Regions from separate parts of the Homo sapiens genome. Here region 1 is linked to region 2. The links are chromatin contacts, found by Hi-C or POLR2A ChIA-PET in ENCODE. All regions are on one chromosome and are shown on one strand. Each heading gives the region's core, a stretch centred on a gene start or an enhancer-like site at or near the end of the contact. The rest is flanking DNA. Distances are from core to core; before and after follow the strand shown. Region 1 overlaps RGL1 (ral guanine nucleotide dissociation stimulator like 1). Region 2 holds the start of EDEM3 (ER degradation enhancing alpha-mannosidase like protein 3).

Region 1 (2,700 bases), core at 189-2,688, 840 kb after region 2:
GCCTCCATACCACTTATGCCATATTCAGACCTGAGCTTGTAAGCACTGAGTGTGCCTTCAAAGAGGCGAGTGATAAAGATGAGGAGAGATGTGGAATTAGCTGTGGGATTTTGCTGCAAAGGATAAAGTGATTTCCAATACATGATTATCTCCCATAAACTAAGGAGTTTATATTCTTGTGATAAACCTACCAGACCTCACATACCCAAGGTTATCGCCATGAGAGGCTCTGTGTGTATTCCCAAAAGACTGCCATTATTAAAAATATCTTTGCAATTGTCCTCAGAAACACACAGATTTTACAAGAAGCTCAAAAAGGTCAGTCTCATTTTATAGGCATCGTTCCTCATTAACCCAAACTGTATTTCTAGCTTGATCATCCACTTTATTAACTAGGTTTGATCCAAATGACTAAATGACAAAAATCTGCCATCAGGGGAGTACACTGCTAAGAATGTGTGGAAATTCAATGATAAAACCAGACATATAATTCCATAGGAAGGCTTCCAAAAATGTGTGAGGTTGTGTCATCCTCCCTGGAGCACATTTACACTGTCACCCAAATTGAGAATTTTCAAATGGCTAATACTGACCTAAACGAATAAGTTTTAGCATTTCTTTAAGATGTGAAAATTATATCCTATATACACCATGTGTGTGCATATATATGTATATATATTTTATATACATATATCATTCAGCATCTATGCCCAGGGAGACCTGGAACTGACACACATCCCTTCTGTGTGAATGCATATATGTATATGCTAATATTGAGTGTGCATATTTAGGGCTATTAGTCTGAGCGGCCGACAGACACAGACACACAATCTAAATGGAAACCCGCTCCTGGGTCAGGGCTTGCTCCTCACCATGATGCTCTTGTACATGTTGCCGTTATTGTCTTCCACACTGATGCGGATTATGCAGGTGTCTTCATTCTGTTGGTTGTAAACAGGAGGCAGCACAGTCGAGGTAATGGACGTCACCGAGACAGAGCGCTTGTGGATTTTGGGGTTGTTGTTGCAGGACGGAGGGGAGGAGAGGGGGTTGATTAAGGAAGACATCCCTGAGGAATTTGTGTCCATGGAATGGATAGAAGAACAGGATGAGGAGGACTCAGAGAGCTGGAAGAGTAAACACACCCCAGAAGAAAACAGATTAGAACGCTGGCCAACAGCTTTGCAATTTTCAAAGCAGAGGTAGATATCAAGACTGATAGACTGCAGTTATTTCCTCCACAACAGCCCACAGCACACATGTGTCTCATCCCTGGTGTAAGTACTCTGAGTCCCCATCAGTGGTAGATGCCTATCGGTGACTCAGTGTGACCTAATCACTCTATAAGCACGTGAGGCAAAGCAGTTCTATTTCCCTAGGTTTTAGCTGTTCTTATAGAAGTTAACCAGCAGGTGGCAGCAGACACCAGAAACTGGAGGCAATATGGGTTCCCAAAGAAGTCAGAAGCTTACGGGGCTGGAGGAAAGCCTTGCCAACGCAGTTGATTCAGTCCTACTGCAGTCAGATTTCGTAGTGAGAGAGAAAGTTCTGTATTTTTAGAAGTTTCTAAGAGAAGTACCCCAGATTATACGGCTCTGCATTGAATATTAGTGCTAGAAAGGCCTTGGACATCAACTAGTCCCATACCTGTTCTGCTGAGGAACCTGAGACCCAGGGAGAAAACTGGGGCTCCAGGTCCACACAGCTAGTTGACAGCACCCCTAGAACAGGAACCCAAGCTCCCTGATTCCCACTGTCGAGTTCCCAGAGCAAGCACATGGCCAAGGCTCAGCCTGTGGCTGATGACAATAAGATGAATCAACATAGTATGCTGCTACCTCGGTATGTTTAGTACTGTGAGGCTTATCATGAACTTTCATATTATCTTATCCCATTTTAATTCCACAACTGTCTTGTGAACAAAATGCAGAGCATTATAAAGACGAGGAGAATAAGATTCAGAATATAAAAGTGACTTGCTCAAGGGAAATACAGCCTTTAAGCAGCTTCACCACTTTCCACATTTGCTAGTAGAGCCAACTGTATACATTTTCATGATGTGTATCAAGGACAATTAAGAAATGGAGTACTACAGTTAATATGCTTTTCTGATTAACTACACATTTCTCATCCATGCAATACCAATAACCAAAGAAAGAAGTTATTGGAAGAGGTACTTTTAAAAATCATTAAATTGAACCATTTAAAATACCCATTATTATTGTAGAAAATTATAAAGAATTTCCCGGAATGACTTAAGCTAAATTATACCATGTTAATCCTATAAAATATTCTGGAAGTCATTTATAAAATAAATAACATTTCTTTCATATTTATCTGCCTTTCCATGGAAACAGTATAGAAGTTGAGCTTTCTGGTTATCAGGCTTCTGATTAAAATGGAGTCTATTATCTTATTTCCTGTAGATTTCCTCCTGTGGCATAATTATACATTCAGTTCTATTGCACAGTTAGTTTACAGCCAGCCAGCTGATGTGACAATTCTCATGGGTAGGGGTCTGATTGTGGCTCTATCATAATATGGTTTAGTTTTTGTTTTGGTTTTTGGGTTTTTTTCTTCCTTATGTTCCCAAATGAATCAACTTAGTGGCTCAATTTGAGGACTAACTGATGATAGATAAGTTAATAGCATAAGTTTCTTTGCAGATATATTAGTTAAGGGGGTGCATTTTCCAATTAT
Region 2 (2,700 bases), core at 189-2,688:
TTACGTTTGAGCTACCCTTGGGCTAGACATTAGGACATTTCTATTAGGGAGGTGGAAATGTGGGTCTAATGATCAGGACAGATATTGATTTAGAAATCAACCACAGAGATATGTTGGCTGAATCCTTATGAGAAGAAATCACCAAGGAATAATTAGAGTACAGAGAGAAAAAGGACAAAAAGAAAACCTTAAGGGAACACCTGTATTTTAATATAAAGTAGCGAGAGAATGAAGGAAAACGGGTCAGCCAGAGAAGAGGTAAGAGGTTAAGAGGTAAGAGGTAAGGTGATAAAAGTCAAGGAAGAAACGTTTCCAGAAAGACCGCCGAATACTGCTTAAAGGACACGTAAGTAATTTACTGTGGTCACAGAGATCACATCGAAGCTCCTAAACTCCGCACCTATTGAATGACCACACTAGAAAAACAATGTGGTTTTTCAAGAGGAACCGATGTGTCATTTTACCAATAGTTAACCTGGGACTCGGTCATCAAAATTCATTGCAAGTTCCAATCTCCTTCATTAAACCTTCTTTGCAGCCCACACAGCTCTCCTTACATTGAGCTTTTGAGGTAACTATTATTAATCATGTACGAGGACCCACGTGCTCCTTCATCCTTGTAGTACTGCGCGGTGGTTAAATGCAAGGGCTTCCGAATCAGAGGCTGGATGGATTCTAATACAGCAGTGTGACGAGCTCTTGTTAACCAACTTTTCTAAGCCTCTGTTTTCTCGTCTGCAAAAGGGGGATGGTGGTACTTACTCTATCAGAGTTGAGAAGAGTGCATGAGATGATTGCGAGTAAAAACCTTAGCGCAATGCCTTCAAAGGCTCAATTCATTTTGCTGTTACTGTGTTTTGGAATTTCCCTGAGGGTAGACGACTACTCCAACACTATTCCCTAACGCAGCAGCACTGACATGGGGACAGTGCGCCTCATTCAGCCAGCTCTCTGGGAAACAACTTTCTGAGGAAGAGAGATAAACAGCTGACGGGTTTCCCGGGACTCCGCAGCCCACCGAGACAGGGTTGACTGTAGGGCGCCGAGGAAAGGGGGAGGTGGGATCCCAGCAACCACTGGCGACCTCGGAGGACCGCAAGTCCCAGGGTGCAGCGCGCCTACCCCGGGTAGAAGCGAGAGACACGGCTCCGAGTCGGCTCGCGGGAGAGCCGGGGAAGAAGCAGTGCACACTGGGACTGGTAGTCCTCAGGGGGCAACTCCGCGGGTCGGAGGCGGGTCGAAGCGAGAGATCCCTTCCCAGTCCCGCCTTTTGTCCACGTCTCACTTCTCCTGGCCAATGCCCTCTCCAGTCGCCGGAGACAGCCCCTCTCCCATGAGGTCTCCATTGGTCCTGAGGCTCTACGGCTTCGGCCCTACCCGGAAGTAACGTTGGGGAGGCGGTTTCCTAGACTACGACACCGGAAAGCTGGGGGAGGCGCTCCGGGATACTGAGGGCGGAGGGCGGTGGCAGCGCTGGCGCTGGGGACCGGCTTGGTGGCTTCGGGAAACAGTTTGGCGCCGGCGGCCGTCCGTGTTACTCCGCATCCCGCCCCGTCTCGGCACGGCTAGCAGCCCCCTGGCCACCAGCGTCCAGCAATGTGTCTCACCGGCCGGGCGTAGCAGCTGCGCGTGCGCGGAACCGCGGGGCCATGAGCGAAGCCGGCGGCCGGGGCTGTGGGTCCCCGGTTCCCCAGCGAGCGCGATGGAGACTAGTGGCGGCGACGGCCGCGTTCTGCCTGGTGTCGGCCACCTCCGTGTGGACGGCGGGGGCCGAGCCCATGAGTAGGGAGGAGAAACAGAAGCTTGGGTAAGGGTGCTGGCAGCCTGGGGTGGGTTTCTCGGTGAGGCTGACAACAGGAGGGGTGCCTGTCATTGCGACCCGGTCGCGTAGTGGCCTCTCCTGTCGCGATTGGAACGGCTCTTCCCGCGCGAGAACCCTAGAGGGGTGGACAGGGTCCGGGGAGGTGGGAACCGCCGCCCGCGACCTGACCTCGGGGGAGCTGACGGGGTGTCGCCCTGGCCGCCGGTGACATGTGCAGGCTCCTTGAAGCCAGGCGCGGTGTGTCAACGCGGCTGCCATGTCAGTGGCCCAAGAAGGGGGCTACAGCCCGCATCGCTGCGCGCTGGAGTTCTGCGGTTGGCTGCCTGTCGACCGAAGCATGGTTAGCTTTCTCGCGCAAGTGAGCTTCCAACTGGGAAAATGTTGCTGATCTCACAGTAGTTAAGGAAATGATGTTTACACCTGTTACGGAAAAGGGGGCGTTCATTGGAACTTGAACTTTACACATTTTACTATTTCCTTGCAGTGTTTTCTTGCACTGTATTTTCATAATAGAATGTTTGGGGGGAAATTATTCAAAAGTCTCAAGTATACCTATTCAGTAGTTTTTATCCGTCTTGGAAGTGTGTTAAAATTATCAATTCTATTTACACCATTTAATTCAGAGTAATACATACACGAGGTCCTACACATGAATAAGAAAAAAGCGAAGAACCAGTAGGAAATGGGAGAAAGGCATGAACGGTTAAGCCAGAAGAGGAAATGGAAGTGGTAAATAAACATGAAAAGTTACTCAACCTCCATAAACGTAGGAGATGCAGATTAAAACGAGGAGCTAGCTGGTTTTTGCCCATCAGATTAGTAAATATAATACAAAACACAAGGATACGGTTCTGGTTAGTTAAGGAATAGAAAAAAAA

Evidence for each region. A loop is a pair of places that touch in the nucleus more often than their neighbours do. ChIA-PET counts read pairs that join two places held with the same protein, here RNA polymerase II (POLR2A). Pooled maps may share reads with other maps.
Region 1: a pooled map shows a loop between it and region 2 (2.5-fold over the local background). The contact joins the enhancer-like site here to the promoter of EDEM3 in region 2. A Hi-C loop is called at or near these places in 2 of 37 single-sample maps with no recorded cell type and 4 of 50 pooled maps. POLR2A ChIA-PET finds 5 or more read pairs at or near these places in 1 of 52 experiments (activated T-cell).

What each region holds. Positions count from the first base shown.
Region 1 is chr1:183,914,874-183,917,573 of GRCh38, reverse strand. It overlaps RGL1 (ral guanine nucleotide dissociation stimulator like 1), which reads right to left. Exons shown (of 18, transcript NM_001297671.3): 16 at 873-1,127. Among named protein-coding and RNA genes, the nearest start is that of RGL1, 110 kb to the right of the region's middle. RefSeq lists an enhancer at 1,340-1,529. Within about 2 kb of position 1,438, at least 17 of the 41 ENCODE cell types and tissues checked have a DNase peak (open chromatin) inside an H3K27ac peak, as active enhancers do.
Region 2 is chr1:184,753,596-184,756,295 of GRCh38, reverse strand. It overlaps EDEM3 (ER degradation enhancing alpha-mannosidase like protein 3), which reads left to right and starts at 1,438. Exons shown (of 20, transcript NM_025191.4): 1 at 1,438-1,807. The coding sequence starts at 1,650. It overlaps LOC105371649 (a long non-coding RNA gene), which reads right to left and starts at 1,122. Exons shown (of 3, transcript XR_922357.4): 1 at 763-1,122. RefSeq lists enhancers at 1,185-1,284, 1,755-1,854.